Linked DNA regions of Mus musculus: all the other regions are linked to region 2. A link is a loop called in an ENCODE intact Hi-C map of the cell type or tissue named here. Cell type or tissue: left cerebral cortex. All regions are shown on one strand. Links, peaks and the distances in the headings refer to the core of each region. The heading gives the core; the rest is flanking DNA. Region 1 has its middle 140 kb from the start of Gm26901. Region 2 holds the start of Gm26901 (a long non-coding RNA gene). Region 3 has its middle 150 kb from the start of Gm26901.

Region 1 (7,212 bases), core at 1,369-6,368, 140 kb after region 2:
GACTCTAGCTGCATATGTATCAAAAGATGGCCTAGTCGGCCATCACTGGAAAGAGAGGCCCATTGGACTTGCAAACTTTATATGCCAGTACGGGGGAACGCCAGGGCCAAAAAATGGGAGTGGGTGGATAGGGGAGTCGGGGGGGGTATGGGGGACTTTTGGGATAGCATTGTAAATGTAAATGAGGAAAATACCTAATAAAAATATTTTTAAAAAGCCAAATTTGAAGCAAATTTTATTAAATACTGTCTAGGAAGGTGGGCGCTGACAAGGCCTAGGCATAAATTTCAAGAGTATGGCACCAAATTACCATAGTCAGTGGCTTATAAAGGCAACAACCAGAAGGTTATGTGCTTCCCATCTTTGTCCAATCAAGAACAAGCATATATCCAGGTATAACTTCTTCCTATATGTACCTCCTGCCTATGTTTGATCAAACACACCTGTGTCATTGGGGCAACAAAGCTTTTTTGTAGAAGTGAAAACAGATTTTTAAAAATCTTATATCAACAACAGTCCCCAGCATTCCAGGAACTTATCTGTCTTTGGTCAAGTGGGACTTACAGGTTAGAGGCATTTTGGTTTTATAGATCTCTTAAGCACAGTAATTTAAACTTAAAAACACAATGTTAGCCCTCATAAAAAGTACACAGAAGGAGTATAACCAGCCCAAGAAATAGAAGTGTATTGTAGGCAACAAATCTGAAGGGAAGAACCATCAAAATCTTTTAACATTAGATACGGAGCTACAGAATCTAGAATTCACCCTACTAGCTTTTCAACTTACTTTCGTCTAATATTCTCTGACTATGCCTCCATGTATCCTTTTTTATGGAAATGTAGTTCTTTTCAGTTAATACAAAAAGGAAACTAGGTAGAAAGTTTTTTTATCTATCAACTACTGTTAGCCTGTTATCATTTTACAGTTTGTAGTATTAATAAAAATATTGATTTTTCTTTTGTGTTTATGTACATTTTTATAAATTCAGTGAATGTACATTAAACAAAAAGCACCAAATACAATAGCAGAAATTTTATTTCATTTCTAGGTAGGCATCAACTTCATTAACACTGAGTAGTTGTCTAGGTTTTCAGTAGTAGGTATGGTTTCCCTAATTTTTTAAAATTGGATATTTTATTTGTTTACATTTCAAATGTTATCCCCTGTCCCGGTTTCCCCTCTGGAACCCCTCTATCCCATTCCCCCTTACCCTGCTTCTATGAGGGTGCTCCCACACCCACCTATCCACTCCCACCTCACTGCCTTAGCATTTCTCTACACTGGGGCATCAAGCCTTCATAGGAACAAGGGCCTCTCCTCCCATTCATACCAGATAAAGCCCCTTCAGATCTTTCAGTCCTTCCCCTAACTCATGCATTGAGGTCCCTGTGCTCAGTCTGATGGTTGACTGCCAGCCTCCACATCTGTATTGGTCAGGATCTGGCAGAGCCTCTCAGGAAACAGCTGTATCAGGCTCCTGTCAAGCACTTCTTGACTTCAGCATCAGTGTCTGGGTTTGGTGTCTGCATGTGAGAAGGATCCCCAGGTATGGCAGTCTCTGGATGGCCTTTTCTTCAGTCTCTGCTCCACTCTTTGTCCCTGTATTTCCTTTAGACAGGAGCAATTTTGGGTTAAATTTTTGGAGATGGGTGGGTAGCCTCATCACTCAATCATGGGGCCATGCCTAATCTCTGGATATGGTCTCAACATGTTCCCTCTCCCGTTTCTGGGGTATTTCAGCTAATGTTATCCCTGTAGGGTCGTGGGAGGTTCTTGATTTCCTGGCGTCTGGACTTTCTGTTTGCTACCCCCAATTCCCCATCCCCCATTGCTACACATCTCTGTTCAGTTTTCTAATCCTGTTTACATCTCCTCCACTCCAATACCAGATTCTGTTCTTTTTTTTTCCCTCCTGTCTTCCTCCAAAGTTGTTCTAACCCTTGATTATTTTCATCCCCCTTCTAAGGAGAACTGAAGCATCCACTATTTGGTCTTCCTTCCTTTTGAGCTTCATGTGGTCTGTGAGTTGTACCGTGGGTAGTCCACACTCTTTGCCTAATATCAACTTATCAGTGAATACATTCCTTGTGTGTTCTTTTGTAACTGAGTTACCTCACTGAGGATAATATTTTCTACATCCATCCATTTGACTGCGAGTTTCATGAAATCATTGTTGCCTAGTCTCTGGATATGGTCTCAACTTATCCTTTGTAGAGCTATATTTGTGGAGAGTTATTGTGGAAATTTTGTTTTGTCATGGAATACCTTGGTTTATCCATCTTTGGTAATTGAGAGTTTTGCTGTGTATAGCAGCCTGGGCTGGTATTTGTGTTCTCTTAGGGTCTGTATGACATCTGTCCAGTCTTTGAGCTTTCATAGTCTCTATTGATAAGTCAGGTGTAATTCTGATAGGTCTGCCTTTATATGTTACTTGAGTTTTTCCCTTACTGCTTTTACTATTCTTTCTTTGTTTTGTGCATTTAGTGTTTTGACTATTATGTGACAAGAGGAATACCTTTTCTGGTACAATTTGTTTGGAGTTCTGTAGGCTTCTTGTATGTTTATGGGCATCTTTTTCTTTAGGTTAGGGAAGTCTTCTTCTATAATTTTGTTCAAGATATTAACTGTTGGGAATCTTTGCTCTCTTGTATATCTATTATCCTTAGGTTTGTTCTCATTGTGTCCTGGATTTCCTGAATGTTTTAGGTTAGGAGCTTTTTGCATTTGCATTTTCTTTGACTGTTATGTCAATGTTTTCTATGGTATCTTCTGCCCCTGAGATTCTCTCTTCTCTCTCTCTCTCTCTTTCTTCTTTGTTTTTGTTTTTGTTTTTGTTTTGCTTGTTTTTTGTTTTTTTTCGAGACAGGGTTTCTCTGTAGAGCCCTGGCTGTCCTGGAACTCACTTTGTAGACCAGGCTGGCCGTGAACTTAGAAATCTGCCTGCCTCTGCCTCCTGAGTTTTGGGATTAATGGAGTGCGCCACTATGCCTGGCTTCTATTTCTTGTATTCTGTTGGTGATGCTTGGATCTAAGACTCCTGATCTCTTTCCTAGGTTTTCTATGTCCAGGGTTGTCTCCCTTTGTGATTTCTTTATTGCTTCTATTTCCATTTTTAGATCATGGGTGGTTTTGTTCAATTCCTTCACCTTTTTGTTTGTGTTTTCCTATAATTTTTAAAGGGATTTTTGTGTTTCCTCTTTAAAGACTTTGGCCTGTTTACCTGTGTTCTACTGTATTTCTTTAAGGGAATTATTTATGTCTTTCCTAAAGTCCTCTATTATCACCATGAGAAGTGATTTTAAATCCCAAATGTGTTTGGGTATCTAGGGTTTGCTGTAGTGGGATAACTGGGTTCTGATGATGGCAATTAACCTTGGTTTCTGTTTGTTCTTGCCCTTGCCTCTCTTTATCTGAGGTGTTAGCTGGCCTTGCTGTCTCTGACTGTGGCTTTTCCCTCCTGTAAGCCTCCAGGTCAACACTCCTGGGAGACCAGTTCTATCTGGAAGGAATTTGGGTATGGATAGATGTGGCACAGGGTCAGCTCCAGGAGCAAACAGAAACTGGAAGGAACCTGTTCCCAGCTTTTCCTAGGTTCCTGTGTCCTGATGGCTCTGGTTGGGCCCCTCTTGGGGCAGAATTTGAGCAGAAGTGTAGGTCTTACCTGTTCTCATAGGTTTGTCAACACACCTGGGAGACCAGCTCTCTCCTGGAGGGTTTTGGGTATGGAGAGCTGTAGCACAGGGTCACCTCAGGGGCATGGACAGAAACTGGTCATTTCTATTATTAAGTAGTTTCAAGTCTAATTGGATTACTTTTGTTCTTTGCCAAAGTGTGTGCAACACTACTGCTCCCTTAGGGTTATGCGATGTTGGTCACTGATATGATTCATAAGTGTTTGTTTAAGTCAGGACTACTATTGCCATGATGAAACTCCATGAGGAAAAGCAATTTGGAGAAAAAAAAGGGTTTATTTGGTTTACACATCCCAAGTCTTAGTTGATTGTGGGAATCCAAGGCAGCATTCAAACCAGGTGGGAATCTGGAGGCAGACACTGATGCAGAGGACAGGAAGAAGTTTACATTACTGGCTTGCTCCTCTTGTTTTGCTCATTCTTCTTTCTTATAGAACTCAGGATTACCTAACCAGGGGTGGCACCACCTAAAATGGGCTGGGTTCTCATCTCATCTCTGGTTAAGAAAATGCTCTGTTTGCCTGCCTACAGCGCACGTTTTTGAAGGCATATTTTCAATTGAGGTTCACTTCTTTCAGATGACAAGTTGTATCAAATTGCCATAAAACTATTCTGCACAGCATTATAGCTAGGTAGGGTGTTTACATGACTCCCTCCTTTGGAAGCTTGTTTGGTGCCTTCTGATACTAAATAAAAGCCAGTCCTCAGGGATATCATATCCTTTAGGAATGGTAATATATATTCTGTGTGTGTATGTTGAATGTGCATGATTTGATTTTTTGATTTTTGATTTTACGGGAGATTACCGATTGTCTCGAGACTCAGAAAAGACTTGAATTTTATGTGTTGAGACTGAAAGACTACGGGGACTTATGGAGTTGGACTAAATGGTTATTATTATTATTATTTTTATTATTATTATTATTATTATTATTATTATTATTATTATTATTATTATTATTATTATTTTATGAGCCTATGGAGGCCAGGGAGTAGAATGTGGTAGTTTAAATTGGAGGAACCACCACAGGTCTTATGTTTTGATACTTGTTCTTGAAGGCACATGCCAGTGGGATGCAGTTGAGCTCTTCACTCCTCTATTTCTTGTTTGTTCATAGTACTGGTTACTGGCTAGGGCTAGAGGACAATGTTGCCCATGTTGACATACCAACATGAACATCCTCGAACAACTTATTCTAAAGAGACTGAACAGGTCGTGTGTTAAGGAAAATACTGACCAGAGTAACTAGGCCTCTTGTAAATTTTTTTTTCTTTAAAATTCAAACGGCATCATCCATTTGAAAATTTTTTGGCTTGTCTTTTTAAAGTTAAACATAATAGAGAAGAACAGCTCTACTTTTAGAGATTTCACCTTCCAAAAATAAAAATGTACTTTCACACAAAGACTACTCCTAAAATAATTATAGCAATTCTATGCACAGTAATTGCTAACTGGCTACAGCCAAGCTTAGTCACCAACTGCTGAATGGACAAAGAGCTGGGACATGCTTATGTGGTGGGATAGTGTTCAGCAATCAATGGGAATGAAATTCAGACAGCTGCTAGCATGGATGAGTTTTATATACTTTGCTTAACAAAAGGAGCCAGAAAAGCTATTTTCCATGCTGTTGGATCACATTTGTGTAAACTACAGAGATGACAAAATTATTGTAACAGAGGGCTGCTCTGTGGTATCCTGAGTTCAAAGCTGGGGAGAGAGTTGACTGTGAATGTTGTAAAAGCACTATTCAAGATCATGAGAACATTGCATATTATTGTTACTTATAATGACATATATGGATAATCTGATCATAATGAATTTACACTTAAACATTGATAGGTTAACATTATATATAAAATGTATCACAATGAAACTGACTTAACCAAAGAAGGTTAAATTTATTATTATGATGTTTTTTGATATTTACATGAACTTACTGGTATTTCATCTTAGTTTATCATTACTAGCGCTTCTTATACTGGTTTACAATCTGCCTTAAAATCAGATACCACAGGGTCAGAAATACTTAATTTTAATTTATTTAAGATTTGTTTGACTTTCTATCATTGATTATATTATAAACATATTCAGACTAGATAGAATATAATGGGTTAATTATTTAAAGCTAGGAACATTAGGCCGTTAAAAGATTTGGGTAAACCCATAGCATCATTTATCAGGATGCAACCTTCTCTTTGTCTTATTTACAGGTATCACCTTGTCTGGAAGCCAAAGGTCCTGGAAAGTAGAGTGCTATAGTCTTGAGGAGGCTACCCTTTTTTTTTTTTTTTTTTTTTTTTTTTTTTTTTTTTTTTTTTTTTTTAATGTTCTTTCCCAACCATAAGAAGAGCCTACTGTTAATCACAGTTCTAAAAATAATTTTGGTCTTACATTATTTAGCCCTTATTTCAATGGCTGAGTGATAAGTTTGAGATTCATTTGGTAAGAAAGTGGAGGGTATGGGGACTTTTGGGATAGCATTGGAAATGTAAATGAGGAAGATACCTAATTTAAAAAAAAAAAGAAAGTGGTGATTTAATATTCTCTATTGTTTGTTTTTTTCTTTTTTTTCTTTTTTTGAGGATACATTTCAGCTTTATATTTCAAATTTCTCACATAAACATAGTTTGATTTTTAAAATTTTTTTGTTTATTAGGTATTTTCTTCATTTACATTTCAAATGCTATCCCAAAAGTCCCCCATATCCCCCACTCCCCTACCCACCCACTCCCATTTCTTGGCCCTGGCGTTCCCCTGTACTAGGGCATATAAAGTTTGCAAGACCAAGGGGCCTCTCTTCCCAGTGATGGCCAACTAGGCCATCTTCTGTTACATATGCAGCTAGAGACACGAGCTTCGGGATACTGGTTAGTTCATATTGTTCCGCCTATGGGATTGCAGACTCCTTTAGCTCCTTGGATACTTTCTCTAACTACTCCATTGGGAGCCCTGTGTTCCATCCAATAGCTGACTGTGAGCATCCACTTCTGTGTTTGCCAGGCACTGGCAAAGCCTCACAAGAGACAGCTATATCAGGCTCCTTTCAGCAAAATCTTGCTGGAGTATGCAAAGGTGTCAGCGTTTGGAGGCTGATTATGTGACGGATACCCTGGTGTAGCACTCTCTAGATGGTCCATCTTTTCAACTCAGATCCAAACTTTGTCTCTGTAACTCCTTCCATGGGTGTTTTGTTCCCAATTCTAAGAAGGGAAGAGGAATGGATACAGAAAATGTGGTACATTTACACAATGGAGTACTACTCAGCTATGAAAATGAATGAATTTATGAAATTCCTAGGCAAATGGATGGACCTGGAGGATATCATTCTGAGTTAGGTAACCCAATCACAAAAGAACTCACATGATATGTACTCACTGATAAGAGGATATTAGCCCAGAAACTTAGGATACTCAAGATACAAGATACAATTTCCAAAACACATGAAACTCAAGAATATTCTCTATTGTTTACTCTAGGCAATATCTTTCTCTGCGATATTTTAGATAAGTTGGAAGTGT
Region 2 (7,212 bases), core at 1,230-6,229:
TCAGGTTACCAATCAGTAATCAATGCGACTCCAGTTCCTTGCTGTTCACGAAAGTCAAGATTGTGTGATATGGGATTCCAGTCATATATACTTATACATATATATATACACATATAAATATATATACATATGTATACACATATTAATATATATACAAACACATATACATATACATATATACCTATACCTATATATATATACATATATATACCTGTGTATATACATTTATATACATATAACTATACATATAAAAATATATATACATATACATACATTTTTATATAGTTACATATAAATATATAAGTATGTTTATAACATATACCTATACATACATATACTCACATTATATATTGTGTATATATATATGTATATATATACACACAGGTATACCTATACCTATATATACATATGCTTATATATGTATATACATAGCCATGTATACATATATTTATATATATACATACATATATAACATATGCATACATGCATATACATATGTACATAGACATATATATGCATATATATGTGTATACCTAAACATATATACAGATATACATGTATGTGTATACTTTTACATTACACCATATATAATGTATACATCACATCATATATAATGTATACATTACATCATATATATGCACAGGACACTGACATGGCAGGTACCAAGCTCATATATAATGTATGTATATGTGTATACATTTATACATATTTTATATATTTTAATTTTATTAATTGTAAATATACATATTTATAGTATATGAAATATATGTATATTTCATATATAAATATTTATATAATATTTATAAATATAAAATGTATATAAATGAAACATATAATACATATATAAATATTTTAATATATGTCATATATAATTATATATATTGTTATGTATATAAACATAAATATATACTTAAACTATTTATATTATTTACATTATATCTGTAATATATTACATTTACATATATGCGATATGTATATTAATATTGATAAATATATATATACAAATTTCAATATATAAGTGAACATATGTGAATATATGTGTAAATTTAAAGGTTTGTATAAAAACTGATAAATTTAAAAAGACAAATATTTACAAATAAAACATACGTTATATTCCATAGACATAATTAAGATGCAGGAAGTGACTCCACCATGATGGGATGTGACCATACTGTGACCAGATGTGAGAATACGGGGACAGGAAGTAGCTTCACGGTGACAGGAAGTGACTATACCCTGATTGGAAGTGACCATGTTGTCACATGAAGCGGCCACACTGTGACCAGAAGGGACCAGAAGTGACCGTGTCATCACAGGAAGTGACTACAGCAAGACCAGAAGTGACCATATCGTAACTGGAAGTGGCCGTGACATCAGGATTTTCTTCCTGTTTTTGTTGTTTCTCAGTGTGAGTATGGTTTTGTGGTAGGCAAACCTGCCTGAGTGGTACAGAGCATGGAGCCTGAGGCACCGGGTGTTGGGAACCGCCCACTGTGCTCTGCAGTGGGCCTTGCTTGGACTTATCTTGTATAAAATTATTTTATTATATATTAGATATATTATATTATATATCATTTTAAAATATATATTTTATTATATACTATATATTATGTATATTATACTACATATTACATATTACTTTTCTGCTATTATATTGTAATATACTGTCCAATGGGTTACATACACTACATATTATTATCACACGTTACAGATCACTTTTATTATATAAAAAACTTTTAAAAAAGTATTCAGAAGTACAAACTCCAGACTGCGGATGCATACATCCAGGAAAATATAAATTTGAACTTAAAATTTAAAATATTATTATTATTGCTTTTATTATTTTAAATATGAAAAATTGTCATAAAAGCATATGTTTATACCATATATTATTATCATGTTATATATTACGCTCCTTACTGTTATCACATCCTTATATACTCTGTCTCGCTTGGTGTCCGCTGACCCCTAACACCCTGTTTTCCATTTTCTATTCCTGCACAAACATCATGACCAAGAAGCAGGTTGGAGAGGAAAGGGTTTATTCAGCTTACATTTCCACACTGCTGTTCATCACCAAGGAAGTCAGGACTGGAACTCAAGCAGGTCAGGGAGCAGGAGCTGATGCAGAGGCCATGGAGGGATGTTCTTTACTGGCTTGCTTCCCCTGGCTTGCTCAGCCTGCTCTCTTATAGAACCAAGATTACCAGCCCAGATATGGTCCCACCCACAAGGGGCCTTTCCCCCTTGATCACTAATTGAGAAAATGCCTTACAGCTGGATCTCATGGAGGCATTTCCTCAACTGAAGCTCCTTTCTCTGTGGTAACTCCAGCTGTGTCAAGTTGACACACAACCAGCCAGTACAATTGACCCCTTGTCAACTTGACACACAAACACATCACTAGTAAGCCTCAACCCTTAGTTCTTAAAAGTCCCAGTCTTTACATATTAAAAGTTCAATCCTTTAAAAATATCCAATATCTTTTAAAATCCAAAGTCTTTACAATTAAAAGTCTCTTAACTGTGGGATCTGAGTTCGAGGCCAGCCTAGAGTACAGAGTGAGTTCCAGGGCTACACAGAGAAACCCAGCCTCAAAAAAAAAACAAAAAACAAAACAAAACAAAAAGCAAACAAAAAGCGAGCGGGAGCATTGCAGTGACAACCTGTCGCCACCGGGTGGCGTGCGAGAGCAACTGTCTCAGGGTTAAATCCAGAGAAACCAAGTCTTGGGGAAAAACCAAACAAACAAACAAAAACCAAACAAACAAACAAAAAAACCAAAACCAGGCAGGTGGTAGTGGCGGACGCCTTTAATCCCAGCACTGGGGAAGCAGAGACAGGTGGATTTCTGACTTAAAGGCCAGCCTGGTCTACAGAGTGAGTTCCAGGACAGCCAGGGCTACACAGAGAAACCTTGTCTCGAAAACAAACACACAAACACACACAAAGGGGCGAGAGAAACCTTGTCTCGAAAACAAACACACACACACACACACACACACACACACACACACACACAAAAGGGGAGTGTTGCAGTGATAACCTGTCGCCACCGGGTGGCGCGCCAGAGCATCTGTCTCAGGGTTAAGCCCAGAGACACCAACTATGGGAAAAAACAAAATTAAATTCAATAAAGAAATAAATAGATGAATAAATAAATAAATAAAATTTAAACATTCAAAAATTAAAAATAAAAAGTAATTAGAAAAAAATAACAACCCAGTCTTAGAGAAAAAAGAGGGGAGCGGGGCTCAGAGAACCCAAAACTGGGACAGAACTACAACTCCCAGCATGCCTAGGGGCTGAGGCAGGGGCGTGCCCGCACCTGCACTGACCTGAGATGGAAGGAGAGAGAGATTCTGTCCGCGGCCAGTGACTTCCTGCTTCCAATCCGCGGTCCCCGGGACAGCGGCGCTCACAAAGGCGGAGAGACCCTTGCCGGGCAGTTTTCGGGTGGTAGAGGCGGGAAAACGGAAGGCTCAGTTCTGTGCACCCGCGCCACGTGAGAGTTCCAGTCTGTGGCAGGAAGTCCCGCCCGCTCGGTCGTGATTGACGGCAGCGGCTTTCAATCAGGAAGCTTCCCCACTTGCTATTTCCAGGAGCAGGGAATAGCGCCAGAAGTCCCGCCCGCCCGGCTGTGACTGACAGCCGCGCCTTCCAATGGAAGGCTGGATTTCTTCCCCCCCCCCTCCCCCACACACACCCACCGTCCATGTCTGACAAGAGGCAGTGTCTGAGGCTTTTTTTCCCTCTATAAAGGAATACAGAGGCTTCAGGTCCACGCCGCGCGGTGGGCGGGGCCCGGCTTCCCCTTCCATCGTGTCAATCACCCCGAGGGGGCGGTGCCGCCGCTGATGCCTGCAGCCGCCCCAGGCCCCGCCCCCGCCTCATGCTCACTCAGGTGAGACCCCACTCTGGTCTTAGCTGACGCCCTCCCCGCCCACTCGTGGGGGTCCTGGGAAACGGAAGGGCGCGCCCTGCCACCGCCATGACACCCACAGGCCAGCAGAGGGCGCCTCGGCTCCCCTCACAGATGGCGGTGAGCTGCCCACCCGCCTTCCTGCCCGCCCGCCTGCCCGCCGTGGGTGGGGGACTGCGACCCCCAGGGAAGGATGACGTCCACTCGCCGGGCCACCTGGGGCCCCCAGAGACTGAAACCGCCCCCCCACCCCCGGAGAAATCCGCGTCTGCAGAGACACGGGCGGGCGGCCGTGATTTTTATATAAAATTAAAAAGTCTCGTGTGCTTATCGTGTGGGAGCTCACTCTGTAGCCCAGGCTGGCCTCGAACTCAGAGATCCACTGCCTCTGCCTCTTCCCAAGCGCTGCTGGGATGAAAGGCGTGTGCCACCCCTGCCTGGCGACCCTAACACTCTTAAACCCCCCAAATAAAACCCTAGCATTTTAAATAAAAATACTCAAGAGCACTAAACACTACTCTTAAAAAAAAAAAAAAAAAAAGCAGCAAAACCCTGACCCTCCCCCCCAAAAAAAAAAAAAAAAAAAAAACTCTAAATGTCTGGGGCGGGGCCGGAGCACTCAGAGGTCCTGTCACTCAATTCCCAGAGACTCCACGCAGGCTCACACCCTGTGCAGATTTAGTGACCTCACATAGACGCGAGATAGATTAATAAATCTTATAATAAAAAAAAAACACATCGGAGACACACGTGAACCCGTCCTGTACTGGGGCTCCAGAAATACTGAACGAAAGAATGCAAACGGGAAAAAGCATCCTTCTTTGCATTGGTTTAATAAATTACTAAGGGTGCCATCCTTGGGTCGCTGACATCTTGTCTTCATAGGAACTAGACTAGAAAGAAAACCACTCAATGTCTGTGGCTATTTCCCAGCCTTAATGATGTAAAACATTGTGCTTCTTTCTAAACAGGCTGTTGACCCCACTTTAACTCAATGGACTGCCAGAATCAAGAATTATTCTATCAGAGAGCACAGACAGATCAGACACGCTGGCTGCACAGCATATTCAGAACTTCCAAGGGATTTATTAATCAGAGCAGGGCATTTTAGGCCTTAGCCTGGCTCACAGACTAAGTAGTCACCCAGCTTGTGGAACAGGACTTTGCTATACAAGTAGTCACCCCTGTTCATGTCTTTGTTCTCTATGCCCTTTGTTACCCACAGTTATCTGTGGACAGAAACTATTGAATGGAAAATTCCCAACATAATTCATACATTTGTTCTATTTTATTTGTAGTAGTTGTGGCTGATTGCTAGTGCCTAATTTGTAAATTAAGTTTTATCATAGGTATTATATAGAGGGCACACATAATCTATCCAGTCCATGGCTGCATAAGCCATGGGGGAGTCAGGCTTGGGTATAGAACCCCAGAGTAGGCAGTTGAGACTTACAGATACACTTAATGTTGATCATCCTGTCCACCAGACCCAAACCAAGAAACAAGCAGATAATTCTGGCACTGGGAAATTTAGAAACATGAGGAAGGGGAGACCTTTGGATGGAGTCATTGTTAAAACTGTGAAGCCACACAGTAAGGACAGGAGCCAAGATGGATAAGCTGTAACAGCAAAGAATATGCAATGGTTAGAGTCATCCCTCTTGGGAAAATACTGTCGCTGCTCCCAAATCTGTATTTATTTATTTATTTATTTATTTATTCAGTTATTTTTAATCATGTGTACATGTGCTTGTCTTTGTGTGGCTATACACATGTGAGTGTAGGTGCATGTAGAGAGGTCAGAGATTTTCATATTCCCTAGAAATGCAGTTAAAGGTGGTTATGAGCCTTGTGACATGGATTCTAGGAATCTATCTTAGATCTTCTAGAAGTTCACTACATGCTCTTATCCTCTGAGGCATCTCTCCAGCCGCACATGTATACAACACACACACACACACACACACACACACACACACACACAAACACACACGAGTCACTTAAAAATTCAAAGGAAAACTTCTGATCATCCCTCTCAGCACCCCAAATCCACTGTCTTCTGTGGTGGATTCAATTTTTTTTCTTATCCTCAGATCATTGTTTTACTGATGGACTGATGAAGGTTCAGTTAATTTGTTCTCATCATTAAATTTGGTACTTTTTGTGGCTTTTAAGGGTAATATCAGTTGAAGAATATACTTCCCTTTGATCTGACAGATTGATTTAAAAACCTCTATCTTGCATCTGCCTTTCAATACCACCATCATATCTGGCATTTCATGCATTATAAAGTGTCATGTGGGTTTTAAATGCCCCCATTCCTAGATGGGAGAAACAAATAGAATAATTAATCACTCTGAAGAGTGTTGAAACATAAAGTAGGTTAACCAGAAATGTAGCCTCTTGAGCAAGTGCACTGTGGATGTCAGTCACAGTGATGTCATCAGAACTTCCATAATGAATTGGATAGTAATACAATTCCAACATTAACAGGGAAAAAAATTGTAGATGTTGCCAATATGGTCAAAAAGTATGAAGTGCTTGTATTTTTTCATTAATTGAAGGGACATTTATTGGGTGCTTAGTATTGATAACCTGAGTGACTGACATGTGTATCATGTGATTGGAGTCCAAAGGTTGACATTGAGTGCTTGCCCCCATTGTACTCTGCCTGTGTTTGTTTTTATTTTGCATTTGTTTGTTTGTTTGTTTGTTTGTTTTGCTGGCTTTTAGAGGGTTGTGGGGTATGTTGTTTGCTGGAAACAGAGTCTCTCAATGACCCTGGAGTTCTCCAGATCAGTTAAACTATCTGGCCAGTGAGATCCAGGGCTCTCCTGTCTTCACCTCCCTAGCTCTAGGATGTAGATATGGGCCACCATGCCTGAGTTTTTACATGGGTGATGGAGATCTGAATCCAGGTCCTTCTGCTCCTGTGCCAACCATTTTACTGGCTGGGTAGTGTGTGTGTGTGTGTGTGTGTGTGTGTGTGTGGTGTGCGTGCATGCACCCTAATGCAGGTGACCAAATAGGCCAGAGGCATTGAATGTCCTGGATTTGGAGTCATTTGCAGTTGTGAGCCACAGGGCAAGCATGGGTGCTGGGATCCAAACGCAGGTCTTCCTGAAGACTCTTAACCTAAGACTGAGTGCTCTTAACCCTTGGATTCTTTCCGAGAGCTTATATCCAAAGGAGATGTATACAGCTTTCTTGACAAATGCAAACCCCATATTACACATTTAACTCTTTTATGCTTAGCACATAGAGACACTATGCCTTCCCTCCCCTATACT
Region 3 (7,212 bases), core at 665-5,664, 150 kb after region 2:
CTGTACTACAGAGCAATTGTGATAAAAACTGCAAGGTACTGGTATAGTGACAGACAAGTAGACCAATGGAACAGAATTGAAGACCCAGAGATGAACCCACACACCTATGGTCACTTGATCTTTGACAAGGAATTAAAATCATCCAGTGGAAAAAGACAGCATTTTCAACAAATGGTGCTGGCACAACTGGCGGTTATCATGTAGAAGAATGTGAATTGATCCATTTCTATCTCCTTGTATTAAGGTCAAATCTAAGTGGATTAAGGAACTCCACATAAAAACCAGAGACACCGAAACTTATAGAGGAGAAAGTAGGGAAAAGCCTTGAAGATATGGGCACAGGGGTAAAATTCCTGAATAGAACAGCAATGGCTTGTGCTGTAAGATCAAGAATCGATAAATGGGACCTCATAAAATTGCAGAGCTTCTGCAAGGCAAAAGACACCGTCAATAAGACAAAAAGACCACCAACAGATTGGGAAAGGATCTTTACCTATACCAAATCGGATAGAGGACTAATATCCAATATGTATAAAGAACTCAAGAAGGTGGACTCCAGAAAAATCAAATAACCCTATTTAAAAAATGGGGTTCAGAGCTGAACAAAGAATTCTCACCTGAGGAATACCGAATGGCAGAGAAGCACCTGAAAAAATGTTCAACATCCTTAATCATTAGGGAAATGCAAATCAAAACAACCCTGAGATTCCACCTCACACCAGTCAGAATGGCTAAGATCCAAAATTCAGATGACAGCAGATGCTGGCGAGGATGTGGAGAAAGAGGAACACTCCTCCATTGTTGTTGGGATTGCAAGCTTGTACAACCACTCTGGAAATCAGTCTGGCGGTTCCTCAGAAAATTGGACATAGTACTACCGGAGGATCCAGCAATACCTCCTCCTGGGCATATATCCAGAAGATGTCCCAACTGGTAAGAAGGACACATGTTCCACTATGTTCATAGCAGCCTTATTTATAATAGCCAGAAGCTGGAAAGAACCCAGATGCCCCTCAGCAGAGGAATGGATACAGAAAATGTGGTACATTTACACAATGGAGTACTACTCAGCTATTAAAAAGAATGAATTTATGAAATTCCTAGGCAAATGGATGGACCTGGAGGGCATCATCCTGAATGAGGTAACCCAATCACAAAGGAACTCACACAACATGTACTCACTGATAAGTGGATATTAGCCCAGAAACTTAGGATACCCAAGATATAAGATACAATTTGCTAAACGCATGAAACTCAAGAAGAATGAAGACCAAATTGTGGACACTTTACCCCTTCTTAGAAATGGGAACAAAACACCCATGGAAGGAATTACAGAGACAAAGTTTGGAGCTGTGACGAAAGGATGGACCATCTAGTGATTGCCATATACAGGGATCCATCCCATAATCAGCTTCCAAATGCTGACACCATTGCATACACTAGCAAGATTTTGCTGAAAGGACCCAGATATATCTGTCTCTTGTGAGACTATGCCGGGGCCTAGCAAACACATAAGTGGATGCTCACAGTCAGCTATTGGATGGATCACAGGGCCCCCAATGGAGGAGCTAGAGAAAGTACCCAAGGAGCTAAAGGGATCTGCAACCCTATAGGTGGAACAACATTATGAACTAACCAGTACCTGGAACTCTTGTCTGTAGCTGCATATGTATCAAAAGATGGCCTAGTCAGCCATCACTGGAAAGAGAGGCCCATTGGACTTGCAAACTTTATATGCCCCAGTACAGGGGAATGCCAGGGCCAAAAAGGGGGAGTGGGTGGTTAGGGGAGTGGATGGGTGGGTATGGGGGACTTTTGGGATAGCATTGGAAATGTAAATGAGGAAAATACCTAACAAAAATTTAAAAAAGAAAAAGAAAAAAGGAGCGGGGCCTGAGAGCATTTGCAGTGGACTTTGAAAGTAGGATCTGATGAAAGAGAAAATTACTGCCATGAAGGTTGAACAGATGATTGCTGACCAGGTGAACAGCAGTGTCATTCCTTATAGTGTGAAACATTAAAAAAGCACCCATGCCCCACCTAGCTGCCCTACCATTCTCTCTGGAACCCAGCTGAGTCACTGCAGGAAGAGAAACACCATACAAACTTAGTTTAGAATCAACAGGTAACACAATCACTGGGCACAGCCACTAGCTTCCTAATTTATAAGCTATTTTAAGTTACAAATCTTCCAGTAGCAGATTCTAGTAGATCTGCCACCTGAACTGGGGACCTACACTAACTACATTTTGTCTCCACCATCTCCATTCACCAGTCAAGTCTCCTCTCCTCTCCCACCATCCCTTTCTGACAGGAAAGTCCTTCCAGCTCACACAGTGATTGGTTTCTTGAAGTCTTTATTCATTAGGGGAAGGTTCACCTAATGAAGTCACCTGAGTAAGTGAGTCACTCCTCATCCCAGGCAACCCCTCTTGGGGAAGCAGAATTAGCATCAAAATACAAACAGTACCAAGGCTATCTGCTACAATTCCTGGTTAAGTGTCTCAGAGTCTGCTAGAGAAGGCGACTGCTTCTGCCAGGCTAGATAAGAGCCCACCTGTGTAGAGGTGTCTGGTAGTCAGCTAGAAATATAGATCTGACAAGGAAAGATATGTCAGAAAATTATCAGCAACCATGTTTGTGAAGAGCAGGGTAGTTATGAGGTCCTGGGGACCACTAGCATTGATATTTTCAAAGACAAATTAAGTAGCAAGTGCCATTAACTATCTTATATTGGAAAGAATGTTTAAAAAAGAATGTAAAAAGTGGGGTGTCCTGATGTGTATGGAAATGCAGAGCTTAACTGACAGGAGGAAGGAGTCATGACAGAAAGACATGACGCAAAAGGAGCTGGATGGAGAAACATTTAGATAGCCTTAGTGTGAAGTTGGCAGATGGTCAGTTTTCTTAGCTGTATGGTCATTTCCCTCCACATGCTCCCTGGATGTTTCTATAACTGAAGCTAACATATGTTTTTATGAAATGTTGGACAGTGTTGGATTAGTCGGTTGAACAGCTTCTCATTAATAAATTAAACACCACAAAATTTGGTTTCTTGGTGAACCTGGGAGACAGTTCAAGTCTGTTCTTTCTTACACTCTGATGCCCTTTCTATCCTACAGGTGGTGCTGTTAACCCACAGTATGGTTTCAAGGAGCAAGCCCAGGACTTGGTGTCAATACAAACTCATTGGGAGAATTCAGAGAGCAGAGTATAGTGAAAGGAACTAGATAACTATATTTTGGCGACTTATTTTTGTCAAAGAGCAAGATTGCATTCATAGTAAATTTTATGGTAAACAAATACCTACATTTTTTTTAAATTAGGTATTTTCTTCATTTACATTTTCAATGCTATCCTAAAAGTCCCCCATACCCTCCCCAATACCTACATTTCTAACAACACTCTTTTGGTCTTTGATGTGTTAATTTTGGCTAGTATTAGGCTGGTCTTTATAGAAGGATACTAATTTCCTGAATCTTAAAAGGTTTCTACTTAGAACATACTGTGGATGATGAAGAGCTATGTTCCATTACGTCTAATACATAGTGCTGATTGTGTGCAATTTATAGGGAAAAGCACAAAATTTAGGCAGTGAAGAAATGATACACAGGGGTCAATTACTGGGTGGTTGAATTTTTTGTTTTTTTGGTGTTTTGTTTTGTTTTGTTTGTTTTTCAGTGCACTTTTCTGTATTATTTGAAGTTTTCTTAAAGTGATACATCATTTTTTAAAAAAACTATCAGCTTTATCAATGGTTAACTTACATAACATAAACCCCATATACTTAGAGCAATGCATATATATATATATATAATCACAATGATTATGCAATTGAATCCATGGCTGGTGAGACAGAATGCAGAATTGATTTCATAGACATCTCCTGTATTTTCTTATTGTGAAGAAATTGATAAATGGAGAGAATGTTAAAATTGCCTTTGTTGTAAATAACATGTTTTAGGAGCTAAGAACTGGTTTATTTTAGAGATGTGCTTTTGAGTTCTTTTAGGAAGAAATACAGCCCACCAGACTGCATTTCAACAGGCAGGTGTAGGCTCAGCACTCGTAGCTCTGTCTGGCTTGGTTCAGAGTGCTTGTGTTTCTGCTCTCAACTTGCTGTTAGATGGACAGAATTTCACATTGTAGTACTGCGGTGAAAAACTTCCAACAGCACTTTCCTATAAAGTTTTCTCTATTATAGAAAGAAATAGAATAAAATTTGATGATTATTTGGGTGGAAAACTAGGCACAAACAAAAAGTAAAAACAGCATTTTTTCTCATCTATCAAATTGACTAGAAGAAAAGTTACCTTTGAAAGCTAAGAATTCACAATGAAAACTAATTGGAGTCATCTTTTTGAATTTATGGTACAACCAGGAGCAAACCATCCTATGTATTTATGTGCTAGCCTTGATTCCATGTTGACTTCATGTTGGAAATTGTCACAATCAATAAAAAAATCTCTAAAATTCAATACATTTGAAAACTCATATTCTAATGACATTAACCTTTAAAAGAAGAGCCAAGCCATTGATCCAGTGGTCTGTACCATCCCAGCTAGCTTAGGAAAAAAAAATCTAAGCTCTATAATCTGCCTTTCTGAAAAGATAAGGATTTTTACTGCTTTAATAATATATAGTATTTATTTCATGCATATTACATGCCTTGCTTTTATCAGCTTATATTACAAGAAAATACTGCATTTCAGAAGAGTAAAATAAAGTTCATTGTAAGGGAGAGTCTTTTCTAAACTGAAATAATATGGTTATATGCAACACATAAACTGCTGAGTTCCAGTTATGACCAGAAGTTATGAGAACTGAGAGGACACACCCATGTCAGCAGCAGCTGCTCTTGGAGGAGTCACACAACATATGCATACACTGCATGGCAGCCAATGCCTATGCTACTTTAAGCATTGAAAATGTATTATGCTTTTGGGCTTATGGACTTCAGATATGAAGCTTACCTGTTTTCCCTCATTGTTCTCTGTAAGCAATCTTATATTTTCCCTTTTCAGCAACATTTCTATCTCTCAGACAACAGGGGATTGTTTGATGTTCTTCAGTGAGTTGAAAATAAAACATATTTCTCTAATCAACCTTGCCTAATTAAAAGTTTGTGGTTGTTCAAGTCTTCCTCTTGGCCTGAGAGGCCTCATTTTACAGAATGGTGGAAGCAGAGCCAACCGTCTTAACATTCATAGGCAGGACACTTGGAGACATTTGACCACTGAAATAAATGTGAAAAACAGATGGCAACTGAGATTCCTGGATGTCAGCTTCCATTTTTATGTATGTGGTTAATGGAGCTTCAGTGGGCTTTGGACTTCATGTAGCTTAACTTTTCCATTAAATTTTGTCTGGGGTTAATACAACTATTTTTATCTATCAAAAGTTACTAATTAACTAAGTTTCTCAAAATCATAAGACAAACAGAACAAAGTTAGTGCCCAGGTTTTTAGATGTCAAGTGACTTGGCTGCACAGGCAGCATCTTCAGGTTGTAAAAGCTGTTAGTCACCAATATCAAAACCACCCAGAAAAAAAAGAAAAGGCCAAACAGTGAAAGTATAGTACCACCATGGCCTGTGCTTCAGTCTCTGCTCCATTCTTTGTCCTGTAATTTCTTTAGACAGGAGCAATTTTGGGTTAAAATTTTTGAGATGAGTGGGTGGCCCCATCCCTCATCCAGAGACCTAATCACTGGATATATTCTCTATAGGTTCTCTCACCCTTTGTTGGGTACTTCAGGTAATGTCATCCCTGTTGGGTCCTGGGAGCCTCTTGTTTTCCTGGAATCTGGGACTTTCTGGTTGCTAATCCCAGATCCCCATCGCCCACTGCTACACACTTCTGTTCAATTTCCTGACCCTCTGTACATCTTCCCTCATCCCCTTTCACACCTGATTCTGTCTTTCCTTTCCCCTCTTTCTTCTCTATCCCTCCCAAGTTCCTCCCTTCCTCTACCTCCCTTGATTATTTCGTTCCCCCTTCTAAGAAGCACTGAAGCATCCACATTTTGGTCTTCTTTATTCTTGAGCTTCATATGGTCTGTGAGTTGTATCGTGGGCATTATGAGTTTTTTCCTAATATCCACTTAGCATGCCAAAGAAGCTGATATTAAAACCACAAGAAGAAACTCCAGCAGAATAGAAGAATCCTGGGATGCAAGCAGAGTCTTCAAAAGATGTGGGAGAGGTGTGGCTTTGATATTTTATGAAGATAAACTGAGAAACTAAGTAAAACAATCTGTTAGAATCACCATTAATCAAAGTCCCAGTTGTGGATGGTTTTTGTTTGTTTGCTTGTTTGTTTTTAAATTTACACAGATCTGTAAAGAAGGAAATTGAGAACAAAAACCACTTTTTGCCTTTATGTGTTAGTTTAGATGGTCTACAAACATAGCCTCTAATATGCCCTTGATTGGAGACAGTTCCTTATAAAGCAAAAACTGCAGTTATAGTGTACTAGACAGCAGTTAATCTCAGATGTTCTTCTGAAGCCATGTGAAGCTTGTCACCAGGAAGGAAAAATAACAAATTCATGTCATTTGTTCTGATAGAAATTGTTCCTTGATAAAACATATAAGAAACAATTATACATGTAATCGCATTATTGCTTGTTTTTGTTATACCATACAAAGCTTGTGTTATGAATTTTATTTCTTCCCAAACACATCTGCTTTAGGAAAGGATTAGTCTAGCCACTACATACCATGAACAGGTCATAGTCAGTTTTGACTCAAAGATATAGCAATAAGTTTTGTTTTCAATTCCTTGAACTCTCTGAGGTTTATTGTAAATATTTAACTTACTGCTTTTAGATATTTTTGCACAGAATAAAAACACATTAAATTTTGTCTAGCTGTGTATTTTTCAGAAAGTTCTCTAATGTATTTTAGGAAATTGAGATGTGTTATAAACTCAGTTTTTAATTTTATAAACAAGAGTTTTTCCTCCATAAGATTATACAACAATTATCTATGGAATTTCAGAAAGGTAACAATGACTACCTCACCCAGAATCATCAAATTGCATTCTCTCTTAATGGGTGACTGACTTCTACAGTAAAAAAAAAAAAAAAAAAAAAAAAAAAGCTAATATGTTCATCACTGAAAAGAATTAGTAATAAAACTTCATACCTGTGATGATTTGAATATACTTGGTCCAGGGAGTGGCATCATTAAGAACTGTGGCCTTGTTGGAGG

What was found. Peaks named below come from ENCODE experiments on the same cell type or tissue, not always from the same donor. Only the 100,000 strongest peaks of a DNase experiment are listed, where the experiment ranks them.
Region 1: a loop joins it to region 2, with 5 times the contacts of the local background. A loop is called at or near these places in 3 of 42 quality-filtered maps.
Region 3: a loop joins it to region 2, with 4 times the contacts of the local background. A loop is called at or near these places in 3 of 42 quality-filtered maps.

The regions. Positions count from the first base shown.
Region 1 is chr1:7,530,204-7,537,415 of GRCm38, forward strand. No RefSeq gene overlaps it. Among named protein-coding and RNA genes, the nearest start is that of Gm26901, 140 kb to the left of the region's middle. In left cerebral cortex, for the core only: no CTCF peak of the experiment used is centred there; DNase peaks (open chromatin) are centred at 4,121 and 5,186.
Region 2 is chr1:7,394,380-7,401,591 of GRCm38, forward strand. It overlaps Gm26901 (a long non-coding RNA gene), which reads right to left and starts at 3,717. Exons shown (of 3, transcript XR_865172.2): 1 at 3,339-3,717. In left cerebral cortex, for the core only: CTCF peaks have their summits at 2,662, 2,863, 3,098 and 3,995 (motif pointing right); DNase peaks (open chromatin) are centred at 2,694, 3,072, 3,331, 3,603 and 1 more place; H3K4me3 peaks cover 1,796 bases; H3K27ac peaks cover 1,095 bases.
Region 3 is chr1:7,540,559-7,547,770 of GRCm38, forward strand. No RefSeq gene overlaps it. Among named protein-coding and RNA genes, the nearest start is that of Gm26901, 150 kb to the left of the region's middle. In left cerebral cortex, for the core only: a CTCF peak has its summit at 3,106; DNase peaks (open chromatin) are centred at 3,062 and 4,867.